Linked DNA regions of Homo sapiens: regions 2 and 3 are each linked to region 1. A link is a loop called in an ENCODE intact Hi-C map of the cell type or tissue named here. Cell type or tissue: Caco-2. All regions are shown on one strand. Region 1 holds the start of SALL4 (spalt like transcription factor 4). Region 2 has its middle 69 kb from the start of LINC01429. Region 3 has its middle 9.8 kb from the start of LINC01429.

Region 1 (8,000 bases):
TAATTTTCACTAAGCTGAACTAAAATTCAACCTTTCTTTCAATGATGAATATAAGCAACATACCACAGTGGTATTAATAGAACTTGTGACTTTGTCATCAGTGGAGACCACAGATATTTTCATATAGTGTTACAAGTTGTTATGACTTGGAAATTCTTGTTATCTGACAGGCTACTAGATCTTGTTATTTATTGTATTAATAAAGTAGCTGATATTACTAAGTTAAAAATGTTTTCATTTTTGATGACTGTATTTCAATGCAATTTATTTCCTTGGTCATCTATGTATTTTATACACTATGTTGAGAAGGGATCTATGGCACAAAAAAGGTTAAGCTCCCTCCCCTAGAAGGATCCAGCAGTTCCCAGAGTGATTTACAGCCTGAATACCAGCTTGCCTTTGCTGTATACACAAGCTTGCCTCTTCTGTAGCCTCCACCAGCAACATCCCACTTGACTCTTAAAACAGCAGCAGCTCTGTTTGCTTGTGCAGTAAAAAGTGCTTCTACATCCAGGCCACCACTGGTAAATACCGCAACTGTATTTGCCAAGGAGTAAGAAGATTCTGTTATGAACAATTGCTGGGCATGCTTAAGTTAACCAAAAAGGAAAAAAAAAAAGCAAAGTTCAGAGGGATTACACAGCAACTAGTTCTTCCATTTCTCCACCCCACCCCCACCCCGAATTTTAGGAATGTTATCTTGCAGCATCTAGTTATCCAATAAGTTGGAAGAATGCAGTAAACCCAGCAGGGGTCTTAGATTCAATCACTGCCAAATGGATAGAAAATACTCTTACTATTGTATAGGAAGAAAGTTCATCTACTAGTGGCCAATCAAATTCTGGAGACACTGAAATGCTTAAAAAGTAAAACCTGTATATCTTGATAAAAGCATTATGACTCAAGCTTATCTTTTTTTCATTCCTACATTTAAAGAACGACAATGAGTAGATTATCTAAAGCACACAACATCTTCTACCCTCCCCCAACCCCAGGATAATTGCTTACCAAAAAACAAAAGGAAATTATGTGCCTTCTTAAGTATTTAACCAGTTGAAAGAAAACTGCCTCTTTAGCAGCTTAATTTTAGCAGTCAAAAAGCCTTCAACTCAATTCATAGAAGGCAGATAAGACTTTAAGTTTCCACCTAATTAAGATCTAAAAAAGGCAAAGTTTCAAACAGCCTTGAACCAAAATTCGGGGATGCTGCTGGAGAGGAAAAAAAGAGTAAATGGCTCAAAGAAAGTTTCACAGGCGCTAAGGCGTGTGACTTCTGTTTGCTTCCAAGGTTAGGGAAGTGTCCCACTCGTCCCCAACTAGAGATCAGGCAAGTTTGCAAACTCCATGAGGGCAGGGGTTTTTGTCGCCTGTCTCCAGAGCCCCCCTGAACAAATCCTGACACAGACATACAATTTGTTGGGGCGGGGGTGGGGGGGGATTGTGGTGACTGGCGATGCAGTTCTTATCTGGATTTAGTGGCTTTTAAAAATGTTTAGACATTTTAAAAAATAGTCAAAAGTACTGTAGGCTAAAGGTGATGAGGAAGGGACAACTTCTGGAACTCTTTTCGCCATCAATTTTTCCAGGGTAGTACAACCCAGAGAAGCCGACCAAACTCCAACATTGTTTTATTTCTGGGACCTCTTCATCTAAACCGTGTGAAGGCACATCCCAACATTTAAGATGGCAGAGGAGAGGCCACCAAACCCAACCAGCCAAGCACCAATCACGGCTCCCTTGTCGAAGATGCCAAAAAGAACATCTCATCACATCACCAACTGACCTAAGGTTATTTTTAAAAAACCAATAAAAACAAAACAAAACAAAACAAAACAAAACAAAAAAAACAGTTCCTTGGGCTCTGGGGCGAGGCAGGACAAGACACCATGGGCCATCAAGCAGGGCAAGGCACCACGGGCAAAGCCATTTCAAACAGGTGCTGCAATTTAAAATGAGTAAAAACATGACTATCACTTTTGGTCTTTAATATCTTGAATTAAAGATAGCGCACTCGAGTCCCCAGCCTGGTGTCTGGCAGGCAGCACACTGCCATTTCTGCTAGATTGCCTCAACTGGCAGCTCAACACCATCTTGACACAATAAACACAAATAAAAACATTTTGGTATTTTGAACAAAATTAAGACTGATCACATTCCCAATTCATAGTAGCCCTTCTATAGTTGAAATTATCTAAACAGGGCATTTTATCACTGCTATATAGAGGAGGAACCCAAAAACTCAGAAAAAACAAAAAAACAGAAAACGCCACCAAGCTGGCTTCAAGGTTACACAGCTGAAAGTCACACAGCCACAGTGGAACGCGGATCCCATTCTAAAACCTGACTTCCCAGGCATCAACCTAACACTTCACATTTTAAAAAAGGAAATGCTAACTGCCTTCTGCCTCCCAAGATGGTTCCCCAACCCACAGCCCAGGAGGAAGCTCACTAACAGCAGCACGAATGACAAAGTATCATTTGCTTCTGCACTGCACATTTTTATTCAACAAAAGGAGCTGTTTGGCAAATTGTAGCTTCTCTCCCTATGGGAAACCCACATGAAGTCTAACGTAGAAAGTTGACCTGAAACGTTAACTAACGTCAAAATCCTTCTAAGCCAGCGTAGGTCATTTTGGTGAGTAATTGGAAATAGGAAGTTATTCGAAACTTGGGAATCCTAATCGTTGATGTTTGTAATCCAGTTTAGCACAAAGGGCATTTGAAACTCTTTTGAGAAAATGCTAATTTTTCCTGTATGTAGTGTTAGCCCTGCGACCACCTGCAGATTTTTTGATCTGCTAATTGATCGCCAGACGTCATTTTCCTCCCTCAAAAACTGCATTCTCGAATGGCTTTGCAAAATAAGACCAGCTCAATCTGCATTCTAAAAAATTATGTGAGACATATACATACATCTAAGTTAGATATGTATGTCTACATTATATACCTAACACATATAATTTTAGGCAGCTCAAATGCAAACAACCCAAACGCAGCCATTAAAAACGCACTGCTTGGGAAAACAACCTTCTCTCCCAAGGAGGCAATTGGAGGCTCTGCAAACACATTCTAGCCGCCAGGAGTTATTACCAAGAATTCCACACTTGGCAAAGAACAGCGGGCACAGACGACGATCAAGCAGGCGACCGGCACGAATCCCCTAGGGTACCCATCCTTGGCCCAGCCCAGCACTCTCCATTCACCCCCACAACCCGTCCCACCCACCAGGTGTGAGCCAGTACCTGCGAAGGGACCCCGCCTCCCAGCAAAGGGCTAGGCTTCAAGCTGGGCCTCCAGGGGGCGCCCGCGCGCAAGCCGGGTGGGCTGTCCGCGACAACCCTGGTGATCAATAGCCAACTCCCCTCCCTCCCAAATCGCAGTGGCAGCGCACGGCCAGGCCCGAGGTTTTAGCTCAGCTCAGGTTGACTCTGATTCCAAACTCCAACCATCGTTAATTTCAGAAGCCCTCTCGTAACAAGCTTCCCTCCCGAAAGGTGCCAAACACCACCAAAAGCCCCACGTGTGTGCGCCCACCCAAAATGAAGGGGGAAGGGGAGGTCAGCGTAGGACCAGGGGAGGGGTCAGAACCAGGAGCTCGCCCCTCCTCTCCGGAGGAAGCAGGCGGGCTGAGGGTTAACCCTTTTGTTCCAGGTGGGCCAGGCCACGAAGCCTTCACGCTCCCCTCAACCCCCACCCCACCCCGCCCCCAACCAAGGCACAAAGAGAGTCCCTCCAGGCGCCTGGGACCTCGGGTGCGCGCTGCGCTGACCACCCGGCGCCCCGAAAACGCCCAGCCATCCCCTCCGTCAAGCCGATCCTTTTAATTTGCCCTGGAAAAATGTTAAACGGGGAATTCTATTGACGTATTATAAACTTGGGAAATGTATTACATTCAGTCTCCGACAAAAAGGCGGGGATACGGAAGCCAAAAAGTGGCGACCGTCTTCTCGGGAAACCCCGGGTATCAGAGATGGTCTCTGAGAGTCCTCCGGGGTTGCCGCGCACACCCGTCTGCTGCAGGGAAATTAGAAAGCAGGCGGGGAGCGGAGCGACGAACAAGGCCGGAGAGGAGGCTACAAATCCCCCCTCCCCCCACGCGCACGCTAAAAACTTATCAGGCGACAATTTGGCGGGCCGGGATGGAGACGAGATAGTGGAAAACCGCCTCGCTCCTAAAACCTCCGCGGTGAAGTGATGAAGTGGGAACAGAGTTGGCCCCGCCGTTCCTGGCGCGGCTGGGGTCCCGAACTCCCCTCGATCTGGGAAACGCTGGCCGCGGAAGCGTGGGCCAGGTCAGCCGCGGGAGTTCGCTCTGGCCCCCCACCTCTCCCCTTTCACACCCAAGCGCAAATGTGGAAAGCCGAGCGCTCCAGAAAAGCCACGCAAAACGGGAGGCCGGTGCACCCCAGTGGGGCTGCCGCGCGCCCGCCACCCCGGCCACTGGGGGCTCGCACCCTCGGGCTTGCCGCGGTTATTTTTAGGAAGTCGGAAATCAAAGATGGCTGGAGGTCAGGCCCCGAAAGGTTAGGGCGAAGATCGGCAGGCGGCGCAGCCCGGGCAGAAAAGGCGAAATCCAGAAAAGAAAAAAATTTTAAAGGGAAACATTGAGCCCTCCTCCCCCACCTCTCTGGGCCCTCCAATCCCCTGCGCAGCGCGGGTGGCCCGCACCCCAGCTCCTGAGGGTGGGGAGAGGTCGCGCCCCCTCCCCCCACTTGGCCCGGGAGGGGCGCGTGCAACAGATCGTCCTCCTCCGGGGGGTCTTCCAGGGGTGCGCCCCTCCTCCAGCCTCCAAGAAAAGCCCCAAGGGGCTGGTGGAGAGGGTGGGGATCCCCCGGGGTTCTTTCTTTTGAGAGCGACGCGAGGGAGGGGGACCTAAGTTACAAGGGGGGGGGGTAACACCAGTGAGGGGAGTGGAACCAATTAAGTGAGGGGCAGAGGACAAGGAGAAGGGAACCTTTCGGGAGCGAGAACAGAGGAGCGAGTGGGGGTCAATTTTACAATTAGGGGAGAAAGCTGGGGGTGAAACTTACACAAGAGGGGAGAAGAGGAAAAAAGTGTGAAATGTGCAAAAGGCGGGGTGGTGGGGAGAGGAGGAGACCTCTCCTCCCGGGCACTGAGCCCCCAAATCTCGGCTCCTGAATTTGCGCTGGACGCCGCCCGCTCCCCGAAGCCTGCGCCCTCGAGGATCCCGCGTACGTCCGGGAAGCTCCCCTCCCCGGGCGGGCGCCCCAGCCCCACTCACCCAGCTCCCCCGCCGCGGGCGCCGCTGGGGCCGCATCTGCAAACTCCGGGGTCTGCTGCTGCGGCTGCTGCTCGCCCTGGTCCTCCTCCGAGTTGATGTGCTGGGGTTTCGCCTGCTTGCGCCTCGACATGGTGCGAGCATCGGGGCGCCGGGAGAGCCGCAGTTATTTGCCCTCTCCGCCACAAATTCCTGGAGTTGGGAAATTTACCCCCCTTCGGCCGGAACGCGCATGTCCCAGTAATTATTATTATCAATAATGCATTGCGATTTATCATGAGCCCTGACAGCTGATTGGCCTGGGTCCAAGACCTCAGAGATCATTTAAATAAGCCCTCATTGATCAGGGAGGGGTGAGGCATTCTGGGCTTTGTAGTCCGGGCCTACTTGTGACAAAGGCGTGTTCATCAGGGGAGCGCAGCTAATTAGCATCCGGGCTCAGATTGGCTGGGGCGGGGACGAAATCAGAGGGGGACCCATCCTTGCTCCAGCTATCTCAGTCCTTGGAGAGGAAAAGAAAATGGGGAGAAATGCGTACTCATTAAAAAGTAGGAGCTTACGTAGAAGTTTTGGAACGGCTTTATTTGGTAGTTACTTGCTCCAAAGATTACTTGGTAAGGTTGATGTCCACCAGCCGAGAAGGGAGATCTCTTCACAGTGGAATATTTTGGCTCAGTTTTCACATCTACACGCACACACATTCCCCCAAACCTGAGATGTGACCCGTGTCCCCTCCCATCTTTTTGATTAAAAATGTTTAAGTTGAGTCTCGAGATAACTGAAGAATGATGAATGGTGGTGTTTTCAGCCCTCCCACCCATCTCAACTCTTAAAGTGAGCTCGGAACTTCCAAAATTTCAGATACCCCACCACCACCATGACTTACCTCCTTTAAAAGCTGATTAATAGCCTCCAGGATTCCTGTTCACAAAGACTGGTTTGTGGTTACAATGCAAACCTTGATTTTTTTTTAACTTCAAAATGACTGGCTACTAAATATAGAAATGGCAAATGATAAGCAAGCATAGTCAGAGATAATATCAAAACAGCAAGCAATTGCATTTTTTTCCCCAGGAGCCATAAATGCCTGATAACATCATATTTTATTACTGAGACAATGCTCTTGCATCTCCCATGGAATGGCAATGGGGCACTGTCACAGTATCTGGTTGTTACTAATCACTATTGGAATTTTTTTGTGCAATACACACATTATTACAGAAAAGGTGTATCGTTCAAAGTGATTGTATCATTGACACATGATGCCTGGAATTTTTTAAAGTGGGGCTTGTGTGTGTGTATATGATATATTACATGTATACACATTTATACCGTAAATTCATGTATACTTAATTTGGCTAACTGCTTTACACAATGTACATGCTCAATAAATGTTAAATGAATGATGAAATCATCAACCTGCTAAGTCTTTGATTGGTCTTTCCATAACTGCTCTGGGCATGCGTCTTTGTTTGGCATTTACTTCATTGTAAGGGACTGTGCAGATATAAACCCTCCCTCCACATTTGTGCATTGCATTCTCTTGATTAGTTATTCATCACGTTCCCAGCTTGTAAACTCATCAGGAATACAAGCAAAATGGAATGCTGGGCTCATCAATGTGTTCACCTGGGTATTTGGACAACCCAAGGCAGAAAATAAATCAGCTTGATCATCTTTTTTATATTCGTGGCCATCAGTAAAAACTTGTTGAAGGAAGATTAACCTTCAATTTTTGAGTCTCTGAAAAAGTCTTGCCTTATTTTATGTATAATATTTAAAGCAAGTAAGACAGAATTATAGCCAACAGCCAGATTGAAAAGGTAAGAATTTGGTTTAATAATACATAGAAGCAGTTTAGAATTCTGATACTGAGTAAAAAGGCCAATTAGCACCTGCCTTGCTGACTAATCTACTAATATTCTCAACACCTTTTCTGTGTAAGATAGTGTGGCAGGAGATCTAACTTACAAATCTAAACGAATGTGCAGTGGGTTTATGGCTCAAAAAATACTATTGGGTTAAGGAAAATTTCATTTATATAGTTGTTTATATTTATTTTAGTAGATGATAGTTGTAACATGTTAGCCTTACTACGAGACAAAATTGTGCCGCTTGACTCTCCAAGTGATAGTAATAATAATAATTGATTGAGCCCCTTGTACATGCCACAGACTGCATTAAATGAATGCACACCGCCTTGTTTTATCTTCCCATGGAGGTTGGCCCTATTGTCCTCTCCATTTTGAAACTGAGGCTCAAAGACATGAAGTGACTTAATTAGAAACTGGCTGAGCTGGTGGTCAGTTTCTAAGCCGGTGGTCAGTTTCTAAGTCTGACTCCAAAATTCTATCACATCCTAATACCTGTCTTCCAACTATAGCTGAATATAGAGAAGATAGCTAAAGAAGAAAAATCGGAGTACAGTAAACTAAATTTAAAGTGTCCTAGAAAAATCTTGGGTCTTCAGAAATCACTCCAACAGATGAAGTCAAGAAGTTTCCCTCAAATGGAAACCTTCCACAAATGTCATATCAAGAAAAGCAGGACACAGTACATGTTTTGAATCTACCCCCAGTTTAACAGCTGCAGCCAGGAGCCAGTTGGTGGAAAATAAAGTAAGTCCTAGAGCAAAGCAGGGGATGAACGGAGGGCATAGCAACAGGCAAGTCCGTAATCAAAAGTTGTTTCAGGCTGAGCACAGTGTCTCACGCCTGTAATCCCAGCACTCTGGGAGGCCAAGACTGGCGGGTCACCAGAG
Region 2 (8,000 bases), 130 kb after region 1:
TATAGTGAAACCCCATCTCAACTAAAAAAATACAAAAATTAGGCCGGACGCAGTGCCTCACGGCTGTAATCCCAGCACTTTGGGGAGGCCGAGGCAGGAGGATCACCTGAGGTTCAAGACCAGCCTGGCCAACAGGGCAAAACCCTGTCTCTACTAAAAGTACAAAATTAGTCGGGCGTGGTGGCGGGCACCTGTAATCCCAGCTACTCAGGAGGCTGAGGCAGGAGAATTGCTTGAACCCAGGAGGTGGACGTTGCAGTGAGCTGAGATTGCGCCACTGCACTCCAGCCTGGGCGACAAGAGTGAGATTCTGTCTCAAAAAAACAAAACAAACAAACAAACAAAAACCAAAAATTAGCCGGGTATGGTGGCACACACCTGTAGTCCCAGCTACTTGGGAAGCTGAGGCAGGAGAATCACTTGAATCCCAGAGGCAGAGGTTTCAGTGAGCCAAGATTGAGTCACTGCACTCCAGCCTGAGCGACAGGGCAAGACTCCATCTCTAAAGAAAAAAAAAAAAAAAGGAAGAAAGAAAAGGCAGGAAGGGAGGAAGGGAGGAAGGGAATAAGGGGGGAAAAGACACATTTAACCTAACTAAGGAAGAACTGGATACATGTTGCTAACATCTGATACACACTCCATCTCCATCTATGTTGACCAAACAGACTTTTACCCCAGTTTTGAGAGCTCCAAGTCTCCAGGATAAGCTGTCCCCACCCACAATCTGTGAGCCTGGGCCTTAAGGGAAGATGCTCACTGCACCTTTCTCACCTTCCCATGACATAGGGCCCTCCACGGGAAGCGGCTGCAGCCATCACAATGCCTCATCTTGCCATTAGTCATATTTCTGATCTGCTATTCTATGAAATGCCCAGAAAAGGCAAATCTTTTTTTTTTTTTTTTTTTTGAGACAGGGTCTCATTCTGTCACCCAAGCTGGAGTGCAGTGGTGTGATCACGGCTCACTGCAGCCTGGACCTTTCAAGCTCAAGCGTTCCTCCCACCTCAGCCTTCCCCGCCTGCCCACCCCAGTAGCTGGGACTACAGGTGTGTGCCACCACGCCCGGCTAATTTTCATATTTTTTCATAGAGATGGGGTTTCACCATGTTGCCCAGGCTGGTCTCGAACTCCTAGGTTCAAAAAATCTGCCCACCTTGGTCTCCCAAAGTGCTGGGATTACAGGCATAAGCCACCACGCCTGGCTGAAAAGGCAAATCCACAGAGACATAGAGTGGATGAATGGTTGCCAGGGGCTGGAGGTGGGAACAAGAAGGACAGAAATGAGGGAACCTTATTAGCATGATGAAAATGTTTCCAAAACTGAGTTGTGAAACTAACTGCATAATTCAGTGCATATACTTAAAAAATCATTGACCTGTGCACAACAAAATGGGTGAATTTTATGGTATGTAAATTATACCACAATAAAATTGTTTTTAAAAATTCAATTTAAACACAAAATTTCCTGGTTTGCCTAATCCAAAATTTATTTATTTATTTATTTAGAGACAGTGTCTTGCTCTGTCACTTAGAGTGGAGTGCAGTGGTACAAGCATAGCTCACTGCAGCCTTGACCTCCCAGGCTCAAGCAATCCTCCCACATCAGCCTCCCAAGTAGCTGGGACTGCAAGCGCATGCCACCACGCTCGGCTAATTTTTGTATTTTTTTGTAGAGACAGGGTTTTGCCATGTTGCCCAGGTTTGTCTCGAACTCCTGGGCTCAGGCGATCCTTCTGCCTCAGCCTCCCAAAATGCTGGGATTACAGGTGTGTGCCACCATGCCTGGCAAATTTAGTTTCTAAAATGGTCACAGGAATGATCTGAGTTAACATAGCATTCATTCATTCAGTCAGTCGTTCACGCCACAAATATTTATTGAGCATCAACTATGTGCCACACATAGTTCTAAGTAGCAGAGAAACAATAGACAACAGTCTCCCACTCTTCTGCTGCCTTTTGGTACTGACAGGACCCTTGTGATTACATTGGGCCCACTCAGAACATCCAAGATAATCCCTATATTTTAAGGTCAGCTGATTAACAACCTTAATTCTATTTGCTTCCTTAATTTCCCTTTGCCACGTAATATAACATATTTATAGTTGCCAGTGATTAGGATGTACACAATCTCTAGGGGGCCACTATTCTGTCTACCCCACTCGCTATTTTGATAGCCTATAGACACAGCTGTGTCTCCACATCCCATAATTGTGGATTCTTTACAGATATTATTTTATGTAGTCTCATAAGGATCCTAAAACGTGTATGCCATGATCTCAACTTTGCATATGAAGAGCATGAGGCTCAGAGAAGTAAACTGAGTTTCCCAGGATCACACAGATACAGTGTCAGGGTTGGGGATTAAGCCCAAGTCTGTGGGGCCCCAAAGTCTGTGAGTTTCCAGCAGGCTAAGCTTGGCTACGTCATGTTTGCAGAATGATCTCTTCCATGTACTGGCTGCACTAGAACAGACAGACACCTCAGTTAATTCAATGGCTCAGCCACGTGGACTTAACTTGTGGAGAAAAGTATAAAGGCAGGGCAACCCTCTGGAGACCTCAGTTCAAATCCCACCTCAGGGAAATGACATCAGCTCTTTGGGCCTCAGCCAGCTTCTCATGGGGATGCTAAATCATCCAGGAAAGCTCTGAGTCATTTGTACAAGAAAGATTTTAAGCTCCTCTATGTGCCAGACTCCATTCTAGAAATTTCCACAACGCTCCATAAAAGCAGGATAAAAATCACTCCTTTTTATTTGAACCATGCAGATAATTTTGCCATCAAGTTATGTTCATGATAAAAACCATGGCCAAAGCTACCACGGCTTTACTGTGTGCCAGGGACCCAGCTCTGGGCTTTGCAAATATGGACAGTTCTGAATCACGATTCACTCTAATAGCTGGACTTCAAAAGAAACAGCAAACTTCATTCCCCTTATTCAAGTGTGGATATTCCCTTAATGAAATCCCAAATTAAGATCCAAATAGCTGGTGATCATAAGAAGAACCACCATCCTTACTGTGGGGCGAGAGGTTTCTGGCGGGACACTAATTCTCCTCATTTCCCTTCCTGGAGTTAAGCCTTTGATCTTTCAGTTCACAGATGACAGGGCTGCCTACCAATCACCAGGAATTGCTGAAGTGCCTTTCTGTCTTGCTGAGTACGAAGGTGTGCAGACACTCAGAGCCGCCTTGCTCACGATCCGATTTTATGAGCATTGAACTGTGGGTTTGGAAGCAGATTGATCTGCTTTTTTGAAGTCAAAGCTGTTTGCCTTTGCTGTGTACTCATTGGAAAGGGAGAAAGGGAGCTAGGAATGTTGATAATTGAGTGTTTTTTTCTGGGGAATGACTCCTGCCTAAAATCTAGGAAGCCCCTCCTTGTGCGAGGAAGTCATTGCTGGGACTCACCATTTGGTGTGTGGGTTGCTTCTCAGGATGAATTTTATGACAACAACAACAGTAACAACAACTGATTTTTAGAAGTTTGGGGAACTTGATAACTAAGTGAAGATGAGAGGAAAAAGCTGAGATTTGTGTCCAGCAAATAGCTTTTCCGTGATTTTTGGAAAACAATCTCAGTCTTTTAGTCTAGCCTCTACATTTGGTGGTGATGGGAGGGACAGCTAGCATGAAAAGCTATTAACTCAAGAGCACTTAGAAAATGAATTTTAAGGCCAGGCGCAGTGGCTCACACCTGTAATCCCAGCACTTTGGGAGGCCAAGGTGGGCGGATCATGAGGTCAGGAGTTCGAGACCAGCCTGGCCAATATGGCGAAACCCCGTCTCTACTAAAAATACAAAAATTAGCTGTGGCAGCGCACGCCTGTAGTCCCAGCTACTCGGGAGGCTGAGGCAGGAGAAACTCGGGAGGAGGAGGTTGCAGTGGGCCAAGATTGCGCCACTGCACTCCAGCTTGGGCAACAGAGCAAGACTCTGTCGCAAAAAATAAAAATAAAAATACAAAAATTAGCCGGGCGTCGTGGTGCATGCCTGTAATCCCAGCTACCCAGGAGGCTGAGGCAGGAGAATCGCTGGAACCTGGGAGGCGGAGGCTGCAGTGAGCCGAGATTGCACCACTGCACTCCAGCCTGGGTGACAGAGTCAGACCTGTCTCAAAAAAAAAAAAAAAAAAGAAAGAAAAATCTAGGCTGGGCACGGTGGCTCATGCCTGTAATCCCAGCACTTTGGGAGGCCGAGGCGGGTGGATCACGAGGTTAGGAGATTGAGACCATTCTGGCTAACACGGTGAAACCCCGTCTCTACTACAAATACAAAAAAATTAGCCAGTCATGGTGGCGGGTGCCTGTAGTCCCAGCTACTCGGGAGGCTGAGGCAGAGGAATGGCGTGAACCCAGGAGGTGGAGCTTGCAGTGAGCCGAGATCGCGCCACTGCACTCCAGCCTGTGACAGAGAGAGACTCCGTCTCAAAAAAAAAGAAAAATCTGGAAACAATCTGTTCATTAATAAGTCCATCGTTAATTAGTTGACTTCTTAGTTCTTCAATATCCCCATCTGTAGAACAAAGATATTCAGAATACTTATTGGCTGATGATGAGGACTAAACTAGTTAATGTGCAGACAGCGTTTAGAACAAGGCTGGCACAGAGTAAGTTCTCAATACTCTTTGCTATTATATATTATTACAACTCGATATTAGAAATGAACATAAAAAAAGACTAAAGTTGATCTATATGTGCTGAAATGTTCGTATTTATGGTTAAGGAAAAAACCCAATAAATGGCAGAATATGTTGAATATGGTTGATCACATTTGTGCTTTTCAAGCAAGGCTGTGCCTGTGACTTGTATTTACTATGTAGGTTTATTTGTATATAGAACATTTCAGGAAGGATACACAAAAATTGGTGGTTATAAAGGAATTTCTGTCTAGACTCTAGAGAGTTAATGTTAAAACACAGCAATCTGTCTACATTCTTTCAAAAGACATCTGTCGACTGCCAACAATTCTAATTTATGGTTTATGGCACATATAGAAATGGAGCAATTTGAGTCACAACTGTCTAATATGGCTTTGTTTGAAACTAGTGGGTACGATTAATCTATGATTTGAACTAGTGACAAAAAGCACTCATAATATATGTTTTAAGAAAAAAGCCATATGGCTCTGCTGGCCGAAAACCTTTTTTATTTTTTTTTGGAGACAGAGTCTCGCTCTGTCGCCCAGGCTGGAGTGCAGTAGCAGTGTCGGCTCACTGCAATCTCCGCCTCCTGGGTTTAAGTAATTCTTGTGCTTCAGCCTGTCGAGTAGCTGGGACTACAGGCATGTGTCACCGTGCCCAGCTAATTTTTTATTTCTATTTTTTGTATTTTAGTAGAGATGGGATTTCACCATGTTGCCCAGGCTGGTCTCCTACACCTGAGCTCAGGCAATCTGCTCACCTCTTCCTCCCAAAGTGTTGGGATTACAGGCGTGAGCCACCTTACCCGATTGGAAAACCATTAATTTTGAAAATGATTGCTATCAATAAAGTGTCGCTTTTTGGAATAAAAAGCTATGAAACCTCCTGGCTTCGTTTTAAATTATCTTCGGAGTCAAATACTAGAAACAAATTAATGGCAGAAATTCAGGGAAATATTTTGGCATCAGATTCTATAGGATTAATTAAAAGTTGATATCAGGCAGTTATTGCTTAAATGTCATTTTTTATGCAAACAACATAATTGCAAAAATGAGCAGAGCCTTATGTTTGATTTTCTCTGCACATACTGTCATTCAGGTTCATACTTGTCGAGCATTCATCCATGCTTACTAAATATTTTTTAATTGTGTAAAACCTGGGTCATTTTACAGATCTGTTTCTGGGTCTGAGTGGTTAGTATGTCGCCATAGATCTTTCTCTCCCTGACCAAATTCTGCTACTTTTCTGAAATGTCTTTTAAATGTTGTTCATTGCAAGGTTATTATCTTTAATGAAAAAATGCCTGCTGAGCGGACTACAAACCATTTGGTTCCCTCCTGTCAGGGGAGGAAAAGAATAACATTGAACAAGGCTGAAGGTTTTTATTATCACATCGTAAATGAGCAAATGGCATCTGTCAATACAAAGTGACTCAGAGGTGCATGGAAAAAGAAGTTGTATGGGGAGGCTGTCGAGTGACAACACGGATTTTTATTAACCTCCTGGTCCAGCATCTCTTTTCCTATTTTATTTTGCCTCATTCACTTTGCAACATAATAACGCTATAAAAACACTCAAACAGGAAGCTGATCACCATTAAAAACTGCAGGACCGCCTTGCTACTGAGCAACAGCAAAGAGTTTGGATCATAGACTATCTTCAGGGTTTTATACTTAAGTGTGCCGACGTGGGTGTATTTTCACATGCAGCCCCTGCCTGCTTTGGGTCTTTTTGAGAAGATATTTCTTTCCAAGAATAACACAGCCTGTTTGCCTAAGTGTTAATTCTCACAAAGTTTTCATATTTGGGTCATAAACATCCTTCACGACACTGGTAAAATGGCCAAGGTGTTTATGGGCTGCAAGAAATGTTTATGCCAATGCATAAAGGCAGAAATGGAACCGTTCACATCAGACCTGAAATGAGCTGCCCTGGAGTGGGGGAAGGGGAGCCAGAAGCCCACCCCCTACCCCCAACGACCCCCCAATGATTTCGCTGGAAGTTGTTAAGGTGGATGTCTCATAAAAATGTTTTGTAAATGTTAACAGCGATTCAAGCTTAAGCAGGTGTGGGGGCAGTGAACCCTGGGAGGACAATGGGAAGAGGGACCGGAAGTCCTGCCCACTCTGAGGGGAAGCAAGTGCTTTCCCTTATGCCCAGGGCAGGGCATGGAGGAGGCCTGGGCACAGAGTGCCAGAAAATGCCAAGGCTCAAGTTCTGAAATTCTGACAGTTGGGGCCCACCACGTTGTTCAATGAAATTTAAAGGCTGGGTATGAATTGGGTGATGACTTCCATGAGAAGTCAATAGCTACAGTGCAGATGTTTTAGTGTCCTAAAGACAGTGACAATATGGTAGATCTAAATATGTTTTGACACAGAAAGATTTCCACAATTTTTTTTTTAAATAGAGACGGGGATTTGCTATGTTGACCAGGTGGTCTCGAACTCCTGGCCTCAAGCAGCCCTCCTCCCTTGGCCTCCCAAAGTGCTGAGATTACAGGCATGAGCCACTACGCCTGGCCTCTTCCACAATTTTTTTTTTTTTTTTGAGACGGAGTCTCGCTCTGTTGCCCAGGCTGGGGTGCAGTGGTGCTATCTCGGCTGACTGCAAGCTCTGTCTCCCGGGTTCACACCATTCTCCTGCCTCAGTCTCCCGAGTAGCTGGGTGTCAGGCACCCGACACCACGCCCGACTAATTTTTTTTTTTTTTTGTATTTTTAGTAGAGATGGAGTTTCACTGTGTTAGCCAGGATGGTCTCGATCTCCTGACCTCATGATCCACCCGCCTCGGCCTCCCAAAGTTCTGGGATTACAGGCGTGAACCACCGCACCTGGCCCACAATTTTTTTTTTAAAGCAAATTTTAGCCAGGCACAGTAGCTATATTCCTCAGCTACTCAGGAGGCTGAGATGGGAGGATTGCTTTAGCCCAGAAGTTGGAAGCCAGTCTGGGCAACATAGCAAGACCTCATCTCAAAAAATAAAAAATTTCCAGCTTAGAAGATCCTTTATTGTTGTTTTAAAAAATAGCATCTACACAGAGAAAATAACCTGGGGAAAACAGCCCAAACATCACAATGGGTTTGAATGTTCTCTACTTTGTATTTCTGTGTTAATTGTTTTTTTTTTAGAGGTTATGTAGAGATAAAATGTCATAGATCTATGTGTAAGGACATTAAAAAACAAAAGTGCGGCCAGGCGCGGTGGCTCACGCTTGTAATCCCAGCACTTTGGGAGGCCGAGGAGGGTGGATCATGAGGTCAGGAGTTCGAGACCAGCCTGGCCAGCATGGTGAAGCCCCGTCTCTACTGAAAATACAAACGATTAACCAGGCGTGGTGGTGTGCACCTGTAGTCCC
Region 3 (8,000 bases), 72 kb after region 1:
CACTTTTTTGGAAACACCATGCATTCTTTTGTACTTAGGGGCTTTGCTTTAATATTATGTTCCTGAGATTCATCCAGGACCACTATTAATTTTCATAGTTGTGTTCTAATCTATGATGATCACATAATTTAGTCACCCATTTTCTTGGGAAGGGGCATTTAGGTTGTATCCAGATTTTTGCTGTTACTCACAATGCTGCCAAGAGCATTGTTGTACATGGCTCCTGGGACATGTATGCCAGAAATGTTTAGGATATTTATCTATGAATGAAATTGCTTGGTCAGAGGGTATGTGCGTTTTCAGCTGTATCTGATATTTCAAAGCTATTTTTTAAGGTGGTTGTACCAACTACACTTTTCACCAACTGTGTAAAAGAGTTTCCTTTTTGTCCTATATCCTTATCAATACTGGGTGCCCTTAAATTTATTAATTTTTGCCAATCTTGCGGTTTTAATTTGCATTGTCTCAATCATTAATAAGGTTAATCATCACTTTATATATTGGGCATTTATCAAAAAATAAAGCTGTGTATTTTTAGATGGGAACAAATGCACAGAAAAAGATCTAAAACCGTGATTCTAAGAAGGGGAGTGGAAAAGGAGGGGTGGGATGTGAATACTTTGTTCTGTGTGATCTTCACATTTTTACAACAAAAATTATTTAATATGCTTATAAAATTCATATAAAAATGGCCAGGCATGGTGGCTAATGCCTGTAATCTCAGAACTTTAGGAGGCCCTGGGTGGGCGAAATCACTTGAGGCCAGGAGTTCGAGACCAGCCTGGCCAACATGGCAAAACCCCATCTCTACTAAAAACACGCACACAAAAAAATCAGCTGGGGGTGGTGGTGCACACCTGCAGTCCCGGCTACTTGGGAGGCTGAGGCAGGAGAATTGCTGGAACCTGGGAAGTCAAGGTTGCAGTGAGGCAAGATCATGCCACTGCACTCCAGCTTGGATGACAGAATGAGACTCTGTCTCAAGAAACAGAAAAAACTGGCTGGGCGCGGTGTCTCATGCCTGCAATCCCAGCACTTTGGGAGGCTGAGGTGGGCAGATCACAAGGTCAGGAGATCGAGACCATCCTGGTGAACACGGTGAAACCCCATCTCTACTAAAAATACAAAAAATTAGCCAGGACTGGTGGGCGCCTGTAATCCCAGCTACTTGGGAGGCTGAGGCAGGAGAATCACCTGAACCCGGGAGGCGGAATTTGCAGTGAGCTGAGATCATGCTACTGCACTCCAGCCTGGGAGACGGAGTGAGACTCCATCCCCCCCGCAAAAAAAAGAAAAAATTGATCTAAAAATTAAGCAAGATATAGATCAGTACGCATCATTAATTTTTTTATTTTAAAAAATTATATGTAAACACACACATACATGCATTGCTTTATATGTGTGTGTGTATGTGTGTGTATAGAAGAAGGCCTGAAATAATTTTCTCAGAGTTTTTAAGGGTGGTTTTCTGTGTGGAGGTGGGGATGCAACTGTGCAGTGGTGGAGTTAAGGAGGGTAGGGGTAGTAGGGGGCGGTATATAATTGTTCCTTTTAAATTTTATGCACCTTTTAAATTGGATATTTTCTTCAGTCTTTAATACAAAATTCACTAGTTCTGCGATTTAACATTTTTATGTTATTTTACAAAAATCTTTCTGATATTTCCTTCATTCTCAATATCCAAATTTTCTTTTTTTTTTTTGAGACAGAATCTTGCTCTGTTGCCCAGGCTGGACTGCAGTGGCACGATCTCGACTCACTGCAAGCTGTGCGTCCCGGATTCATGCCTTTCTCCTGCCTCAGCCTCCTGAGTAGCTGGGACTATAGGCGCCCGCCACCACACCTGGCTAATTTTTTTTGTATTTTTAGTAGAGACGGGGTTTCACTGTGTTAGCCAGGATGGTCTCGATCTCCTGACCTCGTGATCCGCCTGCCTCGGCCTCCCAAAGTGCTGGGATTACAGGCGTGAGCCACTGTGCCCAGCCTAAATATCCAAATTTTCTGTGGACTGTCACAGGTATAAAGTAAAGTGCCCCACCCCCACACCCACCATGTCCAAAAAGAAAAGAGTAAACAAGGTTCCAGTGACCTGGACCATACCTAACTCCGCCTCAGTTGGTAACTCTGATGTGAACAGCACACATCAGAAGAACATAGGGCCACCACTGTGATATAGGTGGTAAAATTCCCTTTATCATAAACATGTACAATGATTACATATCCATAATAATTAGAAATAAAAACATTTTTAAAGGTAAAGCTAAGCAGAAAAATAAAAAATAAAGGTTCCTTTATGTTCTTGAGATCTGAAAAGGAAATTATACGTACAGCCTTTACAATACCTTTTATTATAAATCTGTTTATGAGTTTAAAACTATGCTGTCCAATATGTAGCCACTAGCCATATGTGGCTATTTAAATTTAAATTGACTGAAATTAAATAACATTAAAAATTCAGTTCCTTAGTCACATGGGCCCACTATTTCAAGGGTCCAACAGTTACTTTGGGCTAGTTGCTATTGTATTATATAATGCAGATTAAAAATATTTATACCAATGTGGAAAGTTCTGATGGACAGTACTGGATTAAAACCTTATATAGATATTATTCTTGTTCACCACCATGTGAGAAGGTTTTTACCATGGGAAGGAATTCTTGTTTGTTTTTTTTGTTTTTTTGTTTTTTTGTTTTTTAAATTGAGGTAGGGTCTTGCTCTGTTGCCCAGGTTGGAGTACAGTGGCACAATCACAGCTCACTTCAGCCTCGACCTCCAGGTCTCAAGTGATCCTCCCACCTCAGTCTCCCAAGTAGCTGGAACTACAGGTACCTGCCACCACACTCAGCTAATTTTTTTTATTTTTTGTAGAAATGGGATCTTACTATGTTGCCCAGGCTGGTATGGAACTCCTGGGCTCAAGTGATCCTCCTGCCTCCAGCCTCCCAAAGTGCTGGGATTACAGGTGTGAGCCACCATTCCTTGGGCCATTCTTGTATTTTAAGTACTCAGAGACATCCAGGAAAGGTAACCGAGTGGGTAACTTCAGCACTTCAGAGAGTGCCTAGTGTGTGATTCTAAGCTCATCACTCCAGGGACCCAGCACCCAATTCCAGCTGTGTCTTTCCTCCATTTAAATCACCCTCTGTGGATCCTATTAAGTATTCTCCCATTCTGGTCAAACTGGTTTATGAAACTACTATTTGAGAAGTCCAGTCTTGCAGGCCGATGGGACCCTGCCTTTGTGTGGCCGTAATAAGGTTATTTATGAGGGCTGGAGCCGATTCTCTTGATTCTTCGGGAAGATGAAAGGTTTGGTGGTAAAGGAAAGCAGAAGCTTGGGGAGCAGGTTTCTCCTTATAGCAATGACTCTCCAGATAGGATAAATCACCCAGGACCATTAAACCTTCAAGAAGAGTGCTCGTAAACCTCCGCTGGAAACTCACAAAGCATCTTCTCTCTTGGAGCAGCCTATGTGGAGAGGGACTCGCCTCTTTTTCCAAACCACCAGCCAGTCACAGATTAACCCTGCTGCCATCTCTGCCCAGGACACTGAAGCAGAAAATCACTTTCTTTTTTTTTTTGAGACAGAGTCTCACTCCGTCACCCAGGCTGGAGTGCAGTGGCGCGATCTTGGCTCACTGCAACCTCCACCTCCCTGGTTCAAGCGATTCTCCTGCCTCAGCCTCCCGAGTAGCTGGGATTACAGGCATCCGCCACCATGCCCAGCTAATTTTTTGTATTTTTAGTAGAGATGGGGTTTCACCATATTGGCCAGGATGGTCTCAATCTCTTGACCTCACGATCCGCCCACATTGGCCTCTCAAAGTGCTGGGATTACAGGCGTGAGCCACTGCACCCAGCCGAAAATCACTTTCAAAGTCATCCTTTCAGGTGGCCAACTGTCCCTGTTTGTCTGAGATGAAAGGGTTTCCTGGGACAAGAGATCAGGAAAGTCCCAAGCAAGTCTGGATGAACTGGTCACTCTATTTCCTCCGTACCTTGGGGGCAAGCAATGCCTGCGACTCAACAGGACAAAAACATTTGTTCATATTTAGCTCCCATTTATGAGGCTCTGCAATGTGTCAGGTGCTGGGCAAAGACAGTGCTTTACCTGACGTGTCTCGTTTCATCTTAACAACCAAATGAGCTTGGTGTTATTATTATCCCCATTTGACAGGTGAAGAAACCGAGGCTCAGAAAGCTAAAGTGACTTGTCCAAGGTCACACCTTAAATGGTGTCTGTGTCTCCATAGCTCATGCTCTGAACTGCTCCTCTAATTCTTCCTTATCTTTCTTTTTTTTTTTTTTTTTTTTGAGATGGAGTCTCGCTCTGTTGCCCAGGCTGGAGGGCAGTGGTGCGATCTTGGCTCACTGCAACTTCCACTTACGGGGTGCAAGCGATTCTTGTGCCTTAGCCTCCAGAGTAGCTGGGATTACAGGTGTGCACCACCACATTCGGCTAATTTTTGGATTTTTATTTGTAATTTTTTTTGAGTTGGAGTCTCACTCTATTGGCCAGGAGTACAGTGGCACAATCTTGGTTCACGGCAACCTCCATCTCCTGGGTTCAAGCGATCCTCCTGCCTTAGCCTCCTGAGCTTACCAGGCGCCCGCCACCACACCCGGCTAATTTTTGTATTTTTAGTAGAGATAGGGTTTCACCATGTTGGCCAGGCTGGTCTCAAACTCCTGACCTCAAGTGATCTGCCCGCCTCAGCCTCCCAAAGTGCTGGGATTACAGGCGTGAGCTACCGTGCCCAGCCTGTATTTTTAGTAGAGACGGAATTTCGCCGTATTGCCCAGGCTGGTCTCAAACTCCTGAACTCAAGCGATCCACCCGCCTTGGCCTCCCAAAGTGCTGGGATTACAGTGTGAGCCACTGCACCTGGCCTTCATCTTTCTTAATCTGCCTTGGATTTTTGGGGTTCCAGAAGCTTCCCACAAAAAGAGTCATTGGAGATACTTATATTGTTAACCAACGGGGTAGGAGAATGACTTTCAGCTGAACTTTATTTGCACGTTAAAAAGTCAAGTCTAATTTTCTAAAACTATCTGGACTCTTTCACTGGCAAATGCCGAGTTGGAAGGAAAGTCCATAAATCACTCACAGACCTACATTGGCCGTGGCTATATGCAAACCCAGTACTGCTGGTCTGGCCACCTGGGAGCACCAGGCATAGGATGGGGTGAGATTTCCCCACCAAATTCAGGGCATATCAGAGCTCAGAGTACCTGCACCCAAAGGGAAATACCCCAAACACTGGCTTCAGGAAAGTTCTCATTAGATAGACACAAGAAAGTTTTGCCCTAATCCTCAGTATTGGCTAACAGATCACTTTTATTGAGGAATTACTATGTGCCAGGCAATGCCTGTTTTCATCCACTTCTCATGTCCAATTATCTGCGAAATAGATAAGATTATTATCCCAGCCCAGAGATGAGGAAACTGAGGTGTGGAGAGCTGGCGAGATTGATCTAGACCAGTGGTTCTCAAGCAGGGGAGGGTTTGCCCTCCATGCACATTTGCCACTATCTGGACACATTTTTGATCATCACAACCTGGGATGGGGTTGCTGCTGGCATCTAGTGAATAGAGGCCAGGGATGCTGCTCCACATTCTACACTGCACAGAACGGCCTCCCTCTACCCCAGTAAAAGAAATTACATGGCCCCAAATGCCAATAGCTCTGAGGTTGAGAAACTCTTGTCTAAATCAAGAAAAGGGTGGCAACTCCTGGGGAACCCTTCACTCCAGAGTTTGAGGGGCTCACATGCCTAGCAAGGGGTAGAGCAGTGATTAGATCCCACTTGCTTTTACCTTCCTATGCCCTGGAGAAGGATTACTGAAAGGTCAGTTCAAGAGGGTATGAACTTGTTGTGTGATGCTAGAACAGTGCTGGGCACAAATAGGTGCCCAGTAAATATTTGTTGAATGAATGAATGAATACTAAGTATTAATACCATTTATTGAGGGCTTTCTGTCAATGAACACACCAAGTATATTGCCAGCATCATCTCATTTGATTCTTGGAGTAGACCCCAGAGGCAGGTACCACTCCCCACAGTCTTATTTTACAGAGTAAGAGACAGAGAGGGCTGGGGGCGGTGGCTCACGCCTGTAATCCCAGCACTTCGGGAGGCCAAGACGGGTGGATCACGAGGTCAGGAGACCAAGACCATCCTGGTTAACATGGTGAAATCCCTTCTCTACTAAAAATACAAAAAAGTTAGCTGGGCATGGTGGTGGGCACCTGTAGTCCCAGCTACTCCGGAGGCTGAGGCAGGAGAATGGTGTGAATCCGGGAGGCGGAGCTTGCGGTGAGCCGAGATCGTGCCACTGCACTCCAGCCTGGGTGATAGAGTAAGACTCCGTCTCAAAAAAAAAAAAAAAAAAAAGAGACAGAGAGAAGAGGTCTCATGCCAGAGTCATACAGCTTGGCCAGTGACTGAGGTTTTCCATTCAGGGTGGTCCAAGTTTAACTTAGAATTACATTGCCTCATACCAGAATCTCTGGAAACAAGAATAATTTCCAGGGCTTACATCATGTAGCAACTTTTTTTTTTTTTTTTTAGACAGAGTCTCAACTCTGTCTCCCAGGCTGGAGTGCAATCTCAGCTCACTGCAACCTCTTCCTCCCAGGTTCATGCCATTCTCCTACCTCCGCCTCCCAAGTAGCTGGGACTACAGGTGCCCACCACCATGTCCAGCTAATTTTTTTGTATTTTTTTAGTAGAGACAGGGTTTCACCGTGTTAGCCAGGATGGTCTCAGTCTCCTGACCTCATGATCTGCCCGCCTTGGCCTCCTAAAGTGCTGGGATTACAGGCATGAGCCACCGTGCCCGGCCCACATGTAGTAACTTTTTTCACTGTTCCAGGTTTTATAAATATATCCCCTTTTTCAGCACTTGCTCTCGCTTACCTTTTTTCTTTTGTAGGCAGGGTCTCCCTTTGTCACTCAGGCTGGAGTGCAGTGGTGCGATCATGGCTCAACCTCCTGGGTTCAAGTGATCCTCCCGCCTCAGGCTCCCAAGTAGCTGGGACTATATACGTGTGACACCACACCCAGCTAATTTTTTAATTTTTTGTACAGACAGGGTCTCACTATGTTGCCCTGGCTGGGTTCAAATTCCTGGGCTTAAGCTATCTCTGCCACCTCAGCCTCACAAAGTGCTGAGATTACAGGCATGAGCCACTGCACCCAGGCAGCCCCTTTCTAAAAAAATAAAATGGGCCGGGCGTGGTGGCTCACACCTGTAATCCCAGCACTTTGGGAGGCCGAGGAGGGTGGATCATGAGGTCAAGAGACCGAGACCATCCAGGCCAACATGGTGAAACCCCATCTCTACTAAAAATACAAAAATTAGCTGGGCGTGGTGGCGGGCGCCTGTAGTCCAGCTACTTCGGAGGCTGAGGCAGGAGAATCGCTTGAACCTGGGAGGCGGAGGCTGCAGTGAGCTAAGCTCATGCCACTGCACTCCAGCCTGGCGACAGAGTGAGACTCTGTCTCAAACAAACAAAAACGAGTTTTACACTATTCTATAAATAAAAGGGTTTCAGGGTTAGCCATGAAAGGCCCCAGTGACAAAGTTGTAATGTGATCAGAAATGAAAAGCTCAAAAAAAGATTTCAGTTGGTGATGAAACAAGGCAAGGATTATGAATCTCACAGGCGTTTCCTTTCTCCAGAAACTGAAGGCACCTTTGCCAGGAGAAAAAGGCAGTTTCCATGGCAGGGACCCAGCCTTGACTTCCCCAGGATCTGTCCACATGAACGTTGTAATGAGTCCACCCGAGATGGGGACTCTCCATTGTATTTACATTTTATGACATCTTTTTATATTTCACAGGAGAGGATTCTGAATAAAAATGAGCCCGGCTTTTAGGGCTGTTTTTTATTATCAGCATTTGGTAAAAAACATCCTTAATGAGGTGTTAAGAGTCATCCTGCATCCTATTGTGGAGGAGGCCTGGGAGCTCATAAACCCCTGAAAAGCCACAGG

What was found. Peaks named below come from ENCODE experiments on the same cell type or tissue, not always from the same donor. Only the 100,000 strongest peaks of a DNase experiment are listed, where the experiment ranks them.
Region 2: it touches region 1 in a loop (2.7-fold over the local background); 3 of 110 quality-filtered maps call a loop at or near these places.
Region 3: a loop joins it to region 1, with 4 times the contacts of the local background. A loop is called at or near these places in 2 of 110 quality-filtered maps.

What each region holds. Positions count from the first base shown.
Region 1 is chr20:51,797,037-51,805,036 of GRCh38, forward strand. SALL4 (spalt like transcription factor 4) reads right to left here and starts at 5,485. Exons shown (of 4, transcript NM_020436.5): 1 at 5,243-5,485. The coding sequence starts at 5,372. RefSeq lists enhancers at 2,268-3,191, 3,339-3,388, 3,904-4,546, 5,190-5,831. In Caco-2, CTCF peaks have their summits at 3,309 (motif pointing right) and 4,580; DNase peaks (open chromatin) are centred at 445, 3,315, 3,615, 5,625 and 3 weaker places; H3K4me3 peaks cover 2,988 bases.
Region 2 is chr20:51,928,383-51,936,382 of GRCh38, forward strand. No RefSeq gene overlaps it. Among named protein-coding and RNA genes, the nearest start is that of LINC01429, 69 kb to the left of the region's middle. In Caco-2, no CTCF peak of the experiment used is centred here; a DNase peak (open chromatin) is centred at 3,149; H3K4me3 peaks cover 475 bases.
Region 3 is chr20:51,868,758-51,876,757 of GRCh38, forward strand. No RefSeq gene overlaps it. Among named protein-coding and RNA genes, the nearest start is that of LINC01429, 9.8 kb to the left of the region's middle. In Caco-2, no CTCF peak of the experiment used is centred here; a DNase peak (open chromatin) is centred at 3,324.